Linked DNA regions of Mus musculus: region 2 is linked to region 1. Evidence: chromatin loops called from intact Hi-C (ENCODE). Cell type or tissue: heart. All regions are shown on one strand. Each heading gives the region's core, and the rest is flanking DNA. Links, peaks and the distances in the headings are about the cores only.

Region 1 (8,320 bases), core at 198-8,197:
TCATTATGGGTGGTTGTGAGCCACCATGTGGCTTCTGGGAATTGAACTCAGGACCTTCTGAAGAGCAGTCAGTGCTCTTACCAACTGAGCCATCTCACCACCCCCTTGTTTTGTTTTTTTTCAAGATAGGGTCTCACTATATAGCTCTGCCTGTCCTGGAACTCACTATGTAGAACAGAATGGTCTTGAAATCACAGAGATCCGCCTGCCTCTGCCTCCCACGCACTGGAATTAAAGGCACGGGTCACTATGCCTGGCTTCCATATTCTGTAAAGGCCTGTTCCATGGCAAAAAAAAAATTAAATTATTTCTGTGTATACAGTGTTCTGCCTGCACGTAGGCCTGCAGGCCAGAAGAGGGCACCAGATCTCATTACAGATGGTTGTGAGCCACCATGAGGGTGCTGGGATTTGAACTCTGGACCTTCTGAAGAGCAGTCAGTACTCTTAATCTCTGAGCCATCTCTCCAGTCCTCAGCAATTTTTTAATAAGTGTTTGTCCCTTTCTTTTCCCCACCTTCTGTGACTCTCAACCTGTGGGTCGCGACCCCTTGAGGGTTGTTGAATGACCCTTTTACAGGGGTTGCCTAAGACCATCAGAAAACACATGTTCATGATCCATAATAGTAGCAAACTACCGTTATGAAATAGCAATGGAAATAATTTCATAGTTGAGGGTCACCACAGCACGAGGAGTGGGATTACAGGGTGGCAGCATCAGGAAGTTAGACCTTTCAGAGCTATCCCTTCCTATGTACACTTCCTGAACTGGCCACTAGGTGGCAATAGCCAGTGGCCTGATTGTCTCAGCACTGCCTCCCAAATGCCCTGTGCCAGGCCCTCTTATACTTCGCCCCCCCCCCACCCCACCCCCAAAAGCAAAAAGCAAAATGGTTAATAATTTGGTGAAGGAGGATATCCTTTCCCAAAACAGCTTTTTGAGAGCCTATCACCATTCTTGGCAGCCTGGTCATGAACTTCAGAAAATTCTTACTTGATTTTTCCCGTTATAGATTATAATTCAATTCAAAGTGTATGAAGAGGGGCCGTCTTAAGGAAAGTGGAGGAGAGAAGACACTGAGAGACAAAGAGAAAATGAATAGTGAACATTGTAGTAACACCACAGAGAGAAGATGTTTATAGGCTCATCCTACAGAGAGGATGCTCACACTCATCCTTCTCCTCTACCCAGCAGACATCCCTGGTGCAGCCAGTTTCCTCACCAGTCAATCAAGAGCTGAGGCTGAGGAAAAAAAATCCTAGCACTTGGGAGGCAGAGGCAGGCAGATTTCTGAGTTCGAGGCCAGACTGGTGTATAGAGTGAGTTCTAGGACAGCCAGGGCTACACAGAGAAACCCTGTCTCAAAAACCAAACAAACGAGCTAAGGCTTGGGGGGTAGGCACATGCACATGGGAAGGGGCCAGGGGAGCATCGGGGGGGGGCATTAAAAGAGATGAGGAAAAAGTCTCTGCTCTAAAGGAGTTTATGGTCTGGTGGTGGACAAAGGATCCATAAAATTAAGTGCTAAACTCTAGATTCCAAGACCATGATGATTACCAGTGAGATTTATTCTGTTTAAGATAGGATTTTACCAGGTAGCCCAGGCTGGTGTGGAAAGCCCCCTTGTGTCCCTAACCGTCTTCAAACTTCTGATTCTCCTGCCTCTGTTTCCTGAGGTTTTGGAAAATAGGCTCGTGCCACCATGCCTGGCTCTCTGAGTAGCTCGGGAATAACAGCAGAGCTTTTCAGAGGAACAGAGTCACGATTGGCTTGGCTAGAGAGAGATAAGCATTCTGCCTTCTCACAAAGCCAATGTCAGCTGTTCATATACCAGGACAAACTAAGCACCCAGCCATCAAGGAGCTTCAGGAGGTTAATATGAAACATGGTCTGGGTCTGTACAGATAGCGTGGAATGAGCTCAAGGCAAGCTAAGGTGAAGAACGTAAGCTATGAAACCGTATATACCAGCTCCTCTGTGACTTTAAAGGGTATTATTTGTAACTGTACACCGCTAAAACAAACAGGCTTCCTTGAAGACACTTCTTCTTCTTCTTTTTTTGTTTTTGTTTTTGTTTTTGTTTTTGTTTTTTTCGAGACAGGGTTTCTCTGTGTAGCCCTGGCTGTCCTGGAACTCACTCTGTAGACCAGGCTGGCCTCCAACTCAGAAATCTGCCTCCCAAGTGCTGGGATTAAAGGCGTGCGCCACCACCACCCAGCTTGAAGACACTTCTAAGGCATATTCCTAGTGGTTTATCTGAGGGTGAGGCCAGAAGTGGGAGTTTAAGAAGTGACAAGTTTAACTGGGCATGGTATGACGTACCTTTAGTTCCAGCAGTCATGAGGCAGAAGCGGCGGCATTTGGGTCTCTGTGTGGTCAAGGCCAGCCTGGTCTACAAAGCAAGTCCAGGACAGTCAAGGCTACACAGAGAAACCTTGTCTCATAAAATCAAAACCAAACAACAACAACAAAACAAAATAAAACAAAACAAAACAAAATAAAAAACAAGGAAAGAGAAGTGACAAGTTTATTTTCTTATATTACAAGTTTTACTAATAATTAAGTATCACCATTTTTTGTAATGCAAAGTTAATAAAAATAAAAACATGGGGCTAGAGGGATGATGGCTTAGCAGGTTAATAGTCCAGCTACTCTTCCAGAAGACCTGAGTTCAATTCCCAGCACCCACATGGAGACTCACAACTGTCTGTAACTCCAGTTCCAGGGACTCCAGCACCCTTACACAAATAGACATGCAAGCAAAATACCAATGCATAATAACAAAAAAAAATCATTTTAAAAAAAGAAAGAAAATAAATTAAAATACATTCATTGGTATTCAATAGATAGCACAGGCCCAGAACAGCGGCCGAGGGCAGGTTCTGGATCGCCATGGCTGACGGAAGATCTCACATTTGACCCGTCCTGTTGAATTTCCATTATTTCTGTTACAATTCCAGCCTAAACTACTAGTATTCCCCTACCACCACCTTTTCTCATGCCCACTGTGGGTATACACATCTTTTTTTTTTTTTTTAATGTAAATTGGTGTGCTGCCTGCATGTTTGTCTGTGAGGGTGTCAGATCCCTGGAAGTAAAGCTACAGACAGCTGTGAGCTGCCAGGCGAGTGCTGGGAATGGAACCCAGGCCCTCTGGAAGAGCAGCCATCTCTCCAGCCCCCTCCTCTACCCTCTTTTGAGACGGGGTCTCATGTAGCACAGGCTGGTCTAGCTCTTTCTCTATAGCCAAGGATGGCCTCTGATTCTCCACCTTGCTCCTTTAGCCTCTACCTCCTTGGTGCTGGGTTTACAAGTGCGTGCTACTGCATACAGTATACAGTGCTAGGCTTTGAGCTCAGGGCTTTGTGCATGCCAGGTGAGTGCTCAGTGGTCTGAACTACATCCCAGTCCTTGGAAGAGGCTTCCTAAGAGGTGGCAAGGGTGCTGGAGGCATGGCTTGGTGGTTAAGAACCTGCTCTTCCAGGTGACAAGAGTTGTGTTCCCAGCACCCAAGTTAGGTGGTGGTGGCGTCAGCTCAAGCAGGGGACCTGATGCCTTAGGTCTCTACATACTCACACATGAATATAGTTAAAAACAATAAAAACAAAAATCTTTTAAAAATTTTTTTTAGAGGCTGGAGAGATGGCTCAGAAGTTAAGGGCATTTGCTGCTCGCCCAGAGGTCCTGAGTTCAATTCCCAGCAACCACATGGTGTCTTATAACTATCTGTAATGTAGTCTGGTGCCCTCTTCTGGCTTGTAGGCATATATACAGGCAGAACATTGTATAAATATCTATCTATCTATCTATCTATTTAACCTGAGTGTTCTGTCTGCTCATCTACCTGCATACCAGAAGAGGGCATCGGATCCCATTACAGATGGTCTCCAGCCACCATGTGGTTGCTGGGAATTGAACTCAGTACCTCTGGAAGAGCTGTCAGTGCAGTGCTCTTAACCGCTGAGCCATCTCTCCAGCCCCCAAATAAAATAGTCTTTAAAAAAATTTTTTTTATTCATATCTGTGTGTAGAAGTGTGCACCTGTGTGCAGGTCCCCATGGAGGCCACAAGAAGGCATCAGACCCTTTGGAGCTGGAGTTACAAACAGTTATGAGCCAACCCAATGTGTGTGCTGGACACTTAGGACCTTAGTAAGAACAGCAAGAGCTCTGAGCCATCTCTCCAGCCCCACGTCTCTTTTCTTTTCTTTCTTTCTTTTTTCTTTCTTCCTTTTTCTTTTCTTCATTTCTCTTTTCTTTTCTTTTTTAATGTGGTTGTTGTTTTGAAGGGTAGCCACTGAGACAAAGAATAAAAGGATGAGTGTTATCGGAAATACCCAGGACAGGTCCATGGAAGAGACGCGAGGTGAGAAGGTCAGGAAGAAGATTCATCTGTGTAAGCCAAGCGGCAGGCTCTTAGCCTTCTCAGGCTACAAGCTGCATGGTAGCTATTGATATCTTTTTTTTTTTCCCTGTCAACGTTGCCTGAGGTCAGTTTCAACCAGATTTTGCTTGGACCACAATATTGGGTGGAGACCTAGCAGAAGCCTGTGAGCATCCACTAAAAATATTTAGTGACTCCATGCCTGGGCCTGGCACTGTATTAGGCCATGGAAGCTGGATAAAAGAATAACAGACCACCCCTGCTGAGAGAAACCCTGTGCTAGAAAAAAAAAAAAAAAAAAAAAAAGGAGGAGGAGGAGGAACAGGAGGAGGAGGAACAGGAGGAGGAGGAAGAAGAGGAAGAAGAAGAGGAGGAGGAGAAGGAAGAGGAGGAGGAGGAAACCTTCAGTATATTTCAAAAGGAAGAAAGACATCAGGCCTCTACTTGAGCACAGGCTGGAAACTGGACGGAGGAAAGATGGATCCTGAGAGTCCAGCCTGGGAGACTATACAGTTAGCCTGTCCGTGAGCCGCATAAGCTCTCATTGAAGAAAGGCTCTCAGTCATTAATGGACAAGTCTATTTTCTGCCAGTGACAGGCTGGAGTGTGTGTGGGGGTCACTCCTGTGGAGTTAGTGTACTGGTCCCTGGTCTTTAAAGTTCATCTCTAGCCAGGGATGTCGCCTGCTGAGCTTTCCAGAACTTTCACTTCAGGTCACAGAGAAAGTCAGACACTAAGGGTTACAGTCTTCAAACGTCGCCCACAAGAGGGCAGTGGCCGGAAGCACGTTCGCCGGCCCTAGGAACCGCCCGATGCTTTCTGGACTCCAGAGTACCGTTCCCAAACCGACTGAGACTGGGGACAAAGGTCCGGCACTCAGCACACAGCCCCCTAGGACTGGTGTCTGGTAGCGGAGCTCTGGAGTCCTTCATTCCAACTCCCTGTAGTTTGGCATCTGAAACCCTGACTTGGTGGGAGGCCAGTCAGAAGGTATCAAAAACAAAACAAACAAACAAAAAAAAAATCGAGCCTGACCTCTCAGGGCGAAAGGGGATGGCTCTACCCCAACCCCACCCTCTGGTGAGTCACCTCTCTCCAAACCAGAGCCTGCCTCTCCTGCGCCCCGTGCCAGGCGAGCAGGGCTGGGCGGGTACTAAGGTGGGCTCCATCCCTGAGCCCAAGGCGGGCCGACAAGCTGCAGCGTGTCCCCGCGGGTGTCCCTGTTTACTCTGAGCCCTGGAGCGAGGTGGGGGCGGGTCCATGTGGCCACTCCTTCACTCCGCCTCCTGAGGACGCAGGCCCCAATCCCAGACCGGTTCTTACAAAGTCTCCAAATCAAAGCTCAGCCTTTCCCGCACCTTCCCGGCGGACCGGCCACCCCTGCCCCCACCCTAGGCTAGGGAGGCACTGTCTGGGTTTCCCCAAGGAAATCAGGCCTCCGCCTAGACAGCGGCTCGGGACCCCACTGAGGGGATCTGAAATCCTGGGGTGTGACATAGAGTTTTAAAGAGGCACTAGAGCGCAGCTCTCCTTGCCCCTTACCCCATTCCCACCCTTGGCTCTACCGGCTCTAGGGAGCGCTGGGATGAGGTAGACGCAGTTAGAGGACAGGGTGCCCGGGGACTCCCACTCTCGGACCGCTTCCCAGAACTCCAAAGCTTGTAGCGCCTCCGACTCCCCCTCCCCAGGGCAGCGCGCCAAATCAGCGCATGCGCACTGTCAGGATTGCCGCGTAGCTCTTTCTCCCCCCCCCCCCACCTCTTTTTTTCTTTCCCCGCCCCTTCCCTCCTTCCCTCCTCTCCCTGTCCCCTCCCTCTCCCCTCTGAACACCCCCCTCCCTCCTCCCCCCCACCCCCCCCCCCCGCGGCACTTCAGTCAGGGGAGCAGCGGTGCGAGCTCCAGGCCAGTGCACTGAGGAGGCGGAAACGGGGGAGCCCCTAGTGCTCCATCAGGCCCCTACCAAGGCACCCCCATCGGGTCCACGCCCCCCACCCCCCACCCCGCCTCCTCCCAATTGTGCATTTTTGCAGCCAGAGGCGGCTCCGAGATGGGGCTGTGAGCTTCGCCCTGGGAGGGGGAGAGGAGCGAGGAGTAAAGCAGGGGTGAAGGGTTCGAATTTGGGGGCAGGGGGCGCACCCGCGTCAGCAGGCCCTTCCCAGGGGGCTCGGAACTGTACCATTTCACCTATGCCCCTGGTTCGCTTTGCTTAAGGAAAGGATAAGAATAGAAGAGTCGGGGAGAGGAAGATAAAGGGGGACCCCCCAATTGGGGGGGGCGAGGACAAGAAGTAACAGGACCAGAGGGTGGGGGCTGCTGTTTGCATCGGCCCACACCATGCTGACCCCGCCGTTGCTGCTGCTGCTGCCGCTGCTTTCAGCTCTGGTCTCCGGGGCCACTATGGATGGTGAGTGAGATTCCGGCGGCCCCCATGGACCCCTGGGGGCTCCCCCTCCCCAACCCCCACTCCTGCGTCTGGATGGGGAAGGGAGACGCGGGAGGGGGTGCCTTTTGTTATCCCAGTCCAGCTGACACAGCAGAGGCCTGACTGGGGGCGGGGATGGGGTCTGATTTGGGGGATGGGAGCCTGGGACAAATGATGCTTCCAGGGCCCCCCAGCTCAGACAAAGACCAGAGGCCTGGGTAGGAAAAGAGGGCTCCCCCTTTTTCTGATCTTGGGATTAAGAGGCCTTCTCTTCCTATCTCTGGTACGGGAGGGCCTCTGCCTCCCCTACATCCTCCACCCTCCCGCCCCCCCACCCCCATCTGAATTGTGAAGGAATCCGGATTTGCTGTGTACCGCTGCAAAAGGGGGCGGAGGGCCTTTTGCAGTGGACTCTGAAGGCTGGAAGGCAAAGCCGGCTAGGGGTGCCCTGCTGGCCAAAGGGCAGGCAGGCCGAGAAAGCTGTGGGTGGGGATAGGCAGGGCCCCCTGTTTGGGTGTGGAATGAGCCCTGCATCCCAGGCATGGAGGCCCGGGTCCAGAATCCTGGGCTGCCTGCCTGGGTTCCGAAGTGAGCAGCTCCCCGCTGAGGGCCTCAGTCAGGAGCCCGGTTGAGGGATGGAGGGGTCTGGTGACGCTTATGGCTGGCTTTCCCTTCTTAATTCCTGGGAGCTTTAAGATGAGAGGAAAAACGTCAGATGTCATCATTCTGGAAGAGACTGGAGAATGGTCTGGAACGCTGGGGAGGGGTTCAGAGGAAGCTCTGTCTCCCCGATTTCAGGCTTGATCACAGTTTGGGTTGGAAGGAGAGTTGGAGGTTGGGATGGGGGTTATGACCATGCCCCCAATCCTGCTCATTTAGTAAATGTGTAAAGCCCAGCCCTGTCTCACTTCATACATACACTTTGTATATTAGTTAGGTTTGGGCTGCTGTGTTGTTTTGGGGGAATTGCATGCCCCTCGTCCCTATTTCTGTCAGCTGTTTTTCCTCTTCCATGAGTCCCCAGTTCAAGACTTGCCCAGGCTTCACGCTGGGGTCATGGGGTTGAATTGGGCTGGGTCCCTAACTTGAGAAGGGGTGAGATTTTGTGACTTCCTGTCAGGTTTGCCTCTCACTGAGGACAACAGCTTCGTAGCATCTTACAGCCCTCCTCTGCCTTCAAGAGCTTGCCAGGCCGGGATTGGGAAAGTTTTTCTCTGAAACTAGATTATGTATCCTCCCCCACCCCTGTCTCTAACTTGTTTCAGTTGTGGGAGGAGGACAAGAGGGTCAGGAGGCAGCTGTGCCCAGGAAAACAGTTTACTCAGTGGCCTTCAGTCATGTCATGTCGGGGACTGTCTTGTCTAGCTGCCACCCCTAATTTTCTGCCTGCGATGAGGAAAGAGACTTTGCCCTGTCAGGCAAGCCTGTGCAGCCACCCTCTGTCCTTCACATCTAACGTCATCCCGTGCTTTCTTCTTGGTCTCAGAGCTGGGATGGGAGAAGAAGGGAAACTGA
Region 2 (8,320 bases), core at 227-8,226, 110 kb after region 1:
GTCAGAGACATGGCGAGAACAAAGAGACAGAGACTCACTGAGACGTGTGTGGGGGAGGGGGTGGGTGTAGAGGAGGGGGGCTGATGGGATGTCAGAGCCTAGAGCAGAACAGGGCCCTTCCTGAGCGTCCCCACCTCTAGGGCTGGGCCAGGGAGGGTGTGTCCTGTCACCAGCGCCTCTAAGCCTGGACTGCTACCGGGGTGGTGGTGGTGGTGGTGCTAAATACCAATCTTGGAGCTCAAGCTCCAGCAGCTGCCCAGCTGGGCTGCACATCTGGTGGTCTGTGGCACAGCTGGGGAGCCAGGACTCTGGGAGGGACATCTGGCCCGTGCTTTATGCCCCTTTGCTCTTGGCCCTCGCTTGCCTGGTTCTGGTGAGCTGGACCCAGAGCCTTTCTGTTCTGGAAACTCCACTGTTTCTCCTCCCTTAGGTCTCCAGTCCGCTCTTAAACTCAGCTATTACACTGGCGCTTCTGTTCTTTCTTTTCCACGATTTCTCGACGCTTTGCATGCTCCTGATCTGGGGGTCTCTGTGAGGCCCCCTCCCCTCCTGTGTGTTCCCATGTTTGGATTGTGGTCTTTGGGGTTCCAGGTTTCACCCCACCTCCTTCCTTGCGTTTTCCCCCTACGATAACTCAAGCCATGCTGGCCCAGTAGGTGAGGGAAAGCGAGAGTCGTTAGCCGAGGATTAGGAGCGACCCATGGTCCCAAGGGGGCCAGACTCTTCAACTCTAAACCGCTCCAGGATACTAATCCGCGTGGCTGGCGGCGCAGCAAGTCAAATGCAGCTGTGCTCTCCGGAGCGAGCTGATTACGGTGGTCCGTGGGTGCCGGCGCCCTCTAGAGGCCGAGCCGCTCTCAGGCTCGGGGAAGAGGTCTCGGGTTCCCCCTGTCGGCCAGCGCCTGCTCTGCATTTCCAGTGTTTGTTCAAGTCAAGTCTGGAGTGTACATACAGGTCTGTGCCTGGTAGCTTACTCGCTCGTGCCATCGAGGTATTGGAGACTCTCAATACCTCTCTTCTGGCGTGGCCAGACGACATAGATGGGACGAGGAAGACTCTATCTCGCCAGGCGCCGACGGCATCCATGTTCAGGCTGGAGCCTCAGACACCTGGGACTTCCTCTCTGTCTTAGCACTACCCGGTGGACTTCCCTCTGACTTGGCCTCCCCTAAGCCCCCTAATTCTTTCTGCTTCTTTCTTCAGACTGTCTCTAGCTTCATGTCTTTAGGTTTGTCTGTGCCGCTCTGGAACTCTGCTCTCGGCCTAGCTTAGTCCTTCTGCATCTGTGTGTCCTGTGTGTCGGGTCTCTTGGCAGTCTCTCCTTCCCTCTACATCTCTCTCCCTTGCTGTGGTCTCTGCAAATCTCTCTCTCTCTCTCTCTCTCTCTCTCTCTCTCCTTTAGCTCCCATTTCTATTCTGTGGCTTAGTACCTGTCCCCAGGGAGCTGCAGCAAGCCAACAGAACAGCCCGCAGACACCTTGGGGCGCTGCTCAGGGTCCCCTCCCATCTCCTTCACATTCCTGTCACCTGGCAGCGGCCTCTTCTTCCCGCTGCAGCTGAGGTACTGGAGAGGGCGCCCGAGAGGGAAGCCACAATGCTCTGCATCTGCTCAGGAGCCCCTCGGGCCCTTGACCCCCGCTGCCACTATTAAGGGCGCTGGGTCCTGAGGCTCTGAGATGATCATGATTGCATCAGCCAGACACAAGTGGAGCCAGGAGCCTGGCGGCAAGCAGGCTAGCAAGCGAAACAAAGACGCCGCGCCATCTGTTTATGCAAAGCGCTCACCGCCAGGGACCCTGGTGTCCCGGTGCCTTGCCCAGACCGGGGCACAGGGTCATGAACCCACTTCTGCCCAGGGCTCCCGCTACGCCTGGGCATCCCCTCCTCCCCAGCAGCCAGAGGGGCCACGGGGCGAGCAGAACAGGGAGGGGGCGGGGTGTTGATGTGATTGGAGAGGACGCGGCTGTTTCTTCAATAATGGATGGAGATGATGCGGACGGCGAGCCGGCCGGGAAAGGAGAGAGGAATAGAAATGGGGAGAGAAAGAAGCGGGGGCGGGAGACTCAATCAGAGGCTCTCGCGCACGGGAACGCGCGCGGGCGCGGGCGTCACTGTCATTCGGGTACTTGCTGCCGCGCAGCTCACACCCAGGCACACGCCCACGCACTGTCACCGAGACACACACACCTGCAAGCAGGCACCAGAGCAGCGCATGCACACGCAAGCCTCTCTCTCTCTCTCTCTCTCTCTCTCTCTCTCTCTCTCACACACACACACACACACACACACACACACACACCAGCAGTGGCTCTTGATTTTCACACATACGTTCCTGGAGGCAGTGATGTCTGCACACCTGGACACATCCAGAGCAAAGAGTGCACAGACAGATTGACATGCCTGTCAAAGCCTATTTGAAAGAACGTTCAACACACCTAGCCACCCTGGGACTTATAGACAGGAATCACAGAAACCGGGAGGGGGGGGTGCACAAATTGGGCAGTATAGACCCAGAGGAACTGACAAAATGGAAACACATACAGGAACATCTGGAGTCGGGATGCAGACACACATCACACCCCCAGTCTCACATAGATCATATCCTGGTAGTACAGAGAAGGAAGTCCTTCTCTGCACACACAGGCGCTGCCATTTGTGCCCTGAGGGGTTGCGTGTGTGAGAGAAGTCGCTAGGTCCCCCCAGCAAGCCTTGTTAGCCCACATTAGCTTAGCAGTGTAATGAGGGGGTGGTGACAGGAGCTGCCTGGGGCTGTGGACTCAGAAGCCCGTGGCCCCAGCTTGATTGGCCCACAAGCTTCCTTCCCAGGCTTTCAGGTGCAGACCTCCTTCGGTTCCTGCTGCAACACTCCCATCAGGCCCTCCCAGTCCCAACTTAAGCATTTGAAAGGGAGCGCGGTGGCTGGTGGGACAGAAGCAAGGGCCATAAAGAGGTCCCCAGGAGTCCCAGCTGAGGTGAGGTGAAGGTTGAAGGCAGGGTCAGTCAGTCTGTCCCTCACCTTCTCAGGCATGCTGCCCATTCATCTAAGAAGGAGATCTCTCTCTCTCTCTCTCTCTCTCTCTCTCTAACAGCAATAAGAACCTGGAGGAGGGGAGTGTTCACCGTGGCCTGGACCCTGTAATACCCTTCCTCTGATCTATTTTCAATTCAGTCTGCTCCTTGGCCTAGACTTATGACCTTTGCAGAGTGTGGCAGCATCATCCATCACCAGGCAGCTGGCTTGTGGGAGTGGGAGGCACTGGGGACAAACAGTGTCCCTGTCATACCTCCTGCCCTCTCTTGGGACTGGTCAGGGCCTAACTCAACTGGCAGGATATTGAGGGGGAGGTGTGATCACAGGGTTCAATCAAGACAGTGTCCTCTAATCCTGGGACCCCCAGCATCCCTCCTTCCAGTTAAGCACAGCCTGTCTCCTGGCTCCTCCCGCCCCCCTTCTCTCGGGCCCTTTGCTTAATTTCCTATTAACTGCTGATAAATCCAATTAAACCGCCGCTCTAATTAGGGACAGCTGCCGGCTCGGTAAGGCGAGGGAGAAGGGGGGGCACCCTGCAAGTATAGGGAGAGAACAGCCGCTCTCCCTGTTCCACGACACCCCTACATCAACACTGCCGCCCAATGAGGCAGTAAATTGGTTTTGCTTCAGTATTTTGGGGGGGTGCTCTTGACAGTTGGGGGGGCTCAGATTGGGAATCCCTCAGACCTCTTGATGACTACAGGCAGAGTCCTCGTCTTCCCTCGCCTTACTTGTGGTAGGCAGATTCCCAAGAGGGATAGGGCAAAAGGTTGACTTGTGTGTTTTGGGGGTGTGTGCCTGTGCCTGTGATCTGCTCCTGTTCCAGTCCAATCATGATAAAGAGGGGGACTATCCGAGTGTTCCTCTAAGGTCTTGGCCCTCACACAGCCAGGCTTTGAGCTTGACAACCAAGGGCGAAGGGAACAAGAAACTGAACCCGGCTTTGCAGCGAGTTTTGTTGTGTGCTTCCCTACCCCCAGCACACCTCGTCTTTCTGTACGGAAGGGGAGGGGGTGCCCGTCCCGGGGCCCTCCTCTTCCCAGCCCAGCTGAGCCTCTGCCCTCCCCCCTCCTCCAGCAGCAGATGGTGCCCGGGCTCCCGCTGCCAACCTTGCTAGGCGGTGCCAACCTCAGTCCTGGCAGACAACCCATAGAGTAGAAGAGAAGCTTCTGGCTGGCCAGGCCGACCCTCCCCCACCCGCTATCAAACCCAAGACCCTCCGCCTGCCCCACTCCAGCGACCACCCCAAGCTGCTTCTCAATGGTCGGCTCCTAGGTCCCCAAACTCCTCATCTCCTTCTGCTCCTTTCCGCACACCTTCCCGCTCCTCACCACCTGCCGCCCTGACCAGGGCCGGAACATTTGCATATTTGCATATGCAAATAATAACATTTGCATACGGCGCGCCGCAGGGGGGGTCTCCGCTAAAACCGGTTAGCTGTCTGCCAAACGTCCTCTCACTCCGTACCTGTCGGAAAAGGGCTGGGGCAGGGGCCGTGCGGGAGGGGTTAGGCCCCCCGGCCTCGCTAGCTCTGTTCCCGGAGGACTAGAGGAAGAGTTGCCATGGAGACGGCACGCACCCCACCCCCTCCCAGGCCTAGGGTCTCAGGCTTGGTGTCTCCGGTTCTCTCCCCTTAGCCACCCCTCCAGCCCCTCCCCATCCCTCTCTCTCCAACTGAGATCTTGCATCGCCCCCTGGTGGCCAAGTTGGGCTCTGAGCCAGGTTCAGAATTACAAGGGCTAAATGGGCATGGTCTAGCGGACGTACCTACTTCTGCCATGCTATTTTCCCAACCACGGGGGCACTGGGCTGGAGATTCCAGTCCGGCTTTTTCTTCACTTCCAGCAGAAGCCTAGCCTAGTCTAGCGAGAGCAAGTCTGACTATTCACACCAGCCTTGGATTTTCAAAACCTGACAATTTGGTGGAGCATCCAGGGAACATACTATACTCCCTTCCTCCGCAGGCCTTCTCTTCGACCGCAGTTAAAAAACAAACAAACAAACAGAACTTTTCTAACTTTTGTTAAAACTTTAATAAATTCGAAACATTTGACAGTTCTGCCCCTCCTTATGGAGATGCTCCCCCACCCCCACCCCCAAGCTCTTGAAAGTTGGATGAACCTGAAGTGTGGGCCTAATCGGTGCAGGCTGCTCAGCGCACCAGGTATCCGGAGCCCTAGGCAGGGGAGAGAGGTGGGAACCAGACCCTCCCCAGAAACGTCATTATGCTCTGGTGGGCCTTTCCGACCCTCCTCATCCAGTACTCCCTCCCCTTGCCCCTTCCCTCCCCAGCTCGCACTGGGCCCCGCCCAGAACGAGGAGTGGGTGTCTCCCGCCAGCAGGCACCAGTACTCTTAAATCTCCTCCAGGAAGTCGGTGGGAAACAGCCCCACCTTGCGGCCGGTGTAGACCTTGACGTAACCACCAGCTTCATCTCCTTTCTGCACTACGATCTAGGGGTTTAAAGGATTGAGGAACAGGAAAAAAAAATTAGAAGAGGAGCGCAGGGACGTTGGGGAGGGTCGTACATACTGATGGGTTAGGGCCTCCCTCTGAGGTGCATGGATGGAGAGGTACGACCAGGCCTGGCATTGGGTTAAGGTTCCCGAGATACCTGGTCCTTCTTGAGAGTGATCTGTCCAATCTCGCGGTTCCCCACAAACGATCTGGTCACGCGGTGCACACGTTCTCCAGCCCGCACCCGAATGATGAAGTTTGGAGGGAAGAATCCGACTTTCTCTCCGATTTTCCCCTAGAGAAGGAAGGCAGTGGCTACGCTGGAGATCTCAGGTTCTAGACTGCCCATCTCCCACCTTAGCGGTGGCAACGTCTTACCCGCCACCACTCCTCATTGGAGTCATCAATGACTGTGATCTTCTCCCCTGGCCTGGGATAGAAAGGAGACCCTCTCTGTGATTTACAGTCACATGCCCGTGCCTGGCTGTGCTGCGGGGTACCCGCCCTTCTGCCCTCCTCCATTCCCACAGAGAGCTCATCTCTTACTCCTCGATGCTCCCCACACTCCCGCCTCCCTTGAAGGCTCCTCACGGGAAATCCAGGTCGTCCTTCTCCAGGGCTTTGAACCGATAGAGAGCCACAAAGTAATGAGACTGCTGGAAGCCAGGCTGCTTGTTCTGGAGGTGCAAGAGAGCGATGAGTTACCAGACTCCGATTTACCTCTCCCGGGATGAGAGGGCTGCATCGGTTTGTGTGTCTGTCTCAGTGTGGAGGGTGGGTCAGGGGTGATGGGAAGAGCTGTGAGTGATGTCAGACGTTGGCTGGGACGAGGACCAGGGTTCTACAGGGAGGAAGGACTTACTTTGTCATCAGGAGTTTTCTTCTCGGCCTTCTTGTCCTTTTCTGCATTGTTTCCTTGGATGGGAAAAATAGACAAATTGCTTCTGCCTCCAGGAGGGCATCCATCACTTCCCTCACCCTAGGTTCAGCCTTTTGCTCTCCACCTGCTGCTATACAGCAGCTAAACCCTCCATCCCATCCCATCCCATCCCATCCCAGTGGATGCAGATGAGTGACACTCACCATCCTGTGACTTGCCCTCCTCTGGCCTGGCTGACTCTGGCTCCTCCTCCATCATGGCTGCCAGAGGCTAGAGAGGGGGACACTAGAGTTAGAGACAGGCTGTCTTGGGATCCTGTGTTTTAGCTGCCTCTCCAGGCAGGCCAGGGAGTAGCAGAGCAACTCAAGCTCTGGAGTGTACTTGGAGAAAGTATCTACTCCAACCACCAGAAGATACTCGGGGATTTCTTCTGAAGCATGCGGGCAGGTAGGCCACCCGTATTGTGCCTGAAGATAGCTGATGACGGGGAGTTCACTACCTTACAATACAGCCCATGTGATTTAAAGAATATCTGTATCTATCTGTCTTGACTTACTGTCTGGAGCTTTAAATGTGGAGCAAACACAGTCCCTTTAAATATCCAAGGACAGCAGATATGCTTTCTGGCTTCTCTTCCCCGGTAATCTTTAGTCCTTTCAAATTACCCCTATGATTCAGATTTCAGGCCCTTCATTATACTGTCTGCTTAAAAATACTCCAGTGTGGGGCTGGAGAGATGGCTCAGTAGTTAAGAACATTGGCTGCTCTTCCAGAGGTCCTGAGTTCAGTTCCCAGCAAACACATGGTAGCTCACAACCATCTGTAATGGGATCGGATGCCCTCTTCTGGTGTGTCTGAAGAGAGACAGTGTACTCACATACATGAAATAAATAAATACATCTTTTTAAAATTATATCCCAGTGTGTAAGAAAAGGTGTGTATGTGGCCGCACAGGTTTCTCCTTCTCCTCTTCTCTTGGTTGTCTCATCAGCTCAGCTGTCCTCTCCTTACCTGGCCAGAGCTGACCTTGGGTTTCTGATCCCCTGGCCTGCAGCTCCCCGTGCGGGGACAACAGGCACACCTCACCTGACCTAAGGCAACAACTTTTCACGTTTCCCTGATGAGAACAGAATCTACGAAACAGCAGTGTCATTCATTCATAGGTAACTAACTGACTGAAGTTTGTTATCTGCAGCTAAGCTGTATATCGACCATTTTGAGATCAGATCTTTAGCTTTGTTTTAGGGTTTCTCTGTGTAGCCCTGGCTGTCCTGGAACTCACTCTGTAGACCAGGCTGGCCGTGAACTGCCCTGACTGTCTCTGCCTCCCAAATGCTGGGATGGCACCACCACTGCCCAGCTGGATAAGATTTTTTTTTCCATCCAAGGAAAGTAAATTGTCTCTTATGAGGTTCCAAGTCATTAAAGCTTGGCAAGGTGGTGCAAGCCCAATTCTGACCCCGGGAGGCTGAGACAGGAAGATCATGAATCCAAGGCTATGCCTATAAAGTGAGTGCTGTATAGCAAGGCCCTCAGAGCAGATGGGACGGAGTGTGTGTTAGAGGTGTAGTTCACTTGCTAGATGCTTGCCCAGGATGCATGATGCCCTGGCTTTGATCCCTGTAGTCACACAAAGCGGGTGTGGTGACATGTGTTACCTGGGAAGTGAAGGCGAGAGGACCAGAGGACATTCAAGATCATGGCCACTTATGAGGAGACTGGTCTCCATTCAAAAAGGGGAGGGGCTTGGCAGAAGGTGGTGCTGAGGGCTGCTGCTCTCCCCCTAAGGTTTTATCTTCGTTTTATGTGTACGTGTGCTCTCCCTGCATGGTGTCTGTACACCATGTGCATGCCTGGTGCCCACATAGACCCCAGAACTGGAATTGACTTAACTAACACCATTCATATTAGTTCATAAGGTTGTCTGGGGAGAAATTAATTGCTTGTCCAGG

What was found. Hi-C counts contacts between places; a loop is a spot of excess contacts. Peaks named below come from ENCODE experiments on the same cell type or tissue, not always from the same donor. Only the 100,000 strongest peaks of a DNase experiment are listed, where the experiment ranks them.
Region 2: a loop joins it to region 1, with 3 times the contacts of the local background. A loop is called at or near these places in 1 of 42 quality-filtered maps.

What each region holds. Positions count from the first base shown.
Region 1 is chr10:127,619,085-127,627,404 of GRCm38, reverse strand. Lrp1 (low density lipoprotein receptor-related protein 1) reads left to right here and starts at 6,257. Exons shown (of 89, transcript NM_008512.2): 1 at 6,257-6,787. The coding sequence starts at 6,718. In heart, for the core only: CTCF peaks have their summits at 752 (motif pointing right), 3,755 (motif pointing left) and 5,138 (motif pointing right); DNase peaks (open chromatin) are centred at 5,194, 5,624, 6,554, 6,774 and 4 weaker places; H3K4me3 peaks cover 3,510 bases; H3K27ac peaks cover 3,416 bases.
Region 2 is chr10:127,505,544-127,513,863 of GRCm38, reverse strand. Stac3 (SH3 and cysteine rich domain 3) reads right to left here. Exons shown (of 12, transcript NM_001359751.1): 7 at 6,572-6,638; 8 at 6,351-6,403; 9 at 6,080-6,165; 10 at 5,867-5,918; 11 at 5,646-5,783; 12 at 5,046-5,484. The coding sequence ends at 5,386. It also overlaps a transcript of Ndufa4l2 not described here. Among named protein-coding and RNA genes, the nearest start is that of Ndufa4l2, 5.2 kb to the left of the region's middle. In heart, for the core only: CTCF peaks have their summits at 1,587, 4,530, 4,736 (motif pointing left) and 5,419; DNase peaks (open chromatin) are centred at 913, 1,783, 4,723, 5,393 and 2 weaker places; H3K4me3 peaks cover 4,362 bases; H3K27ac peaks cover 1,724 bases; H3K27me3 peaks cover 6,340 bases.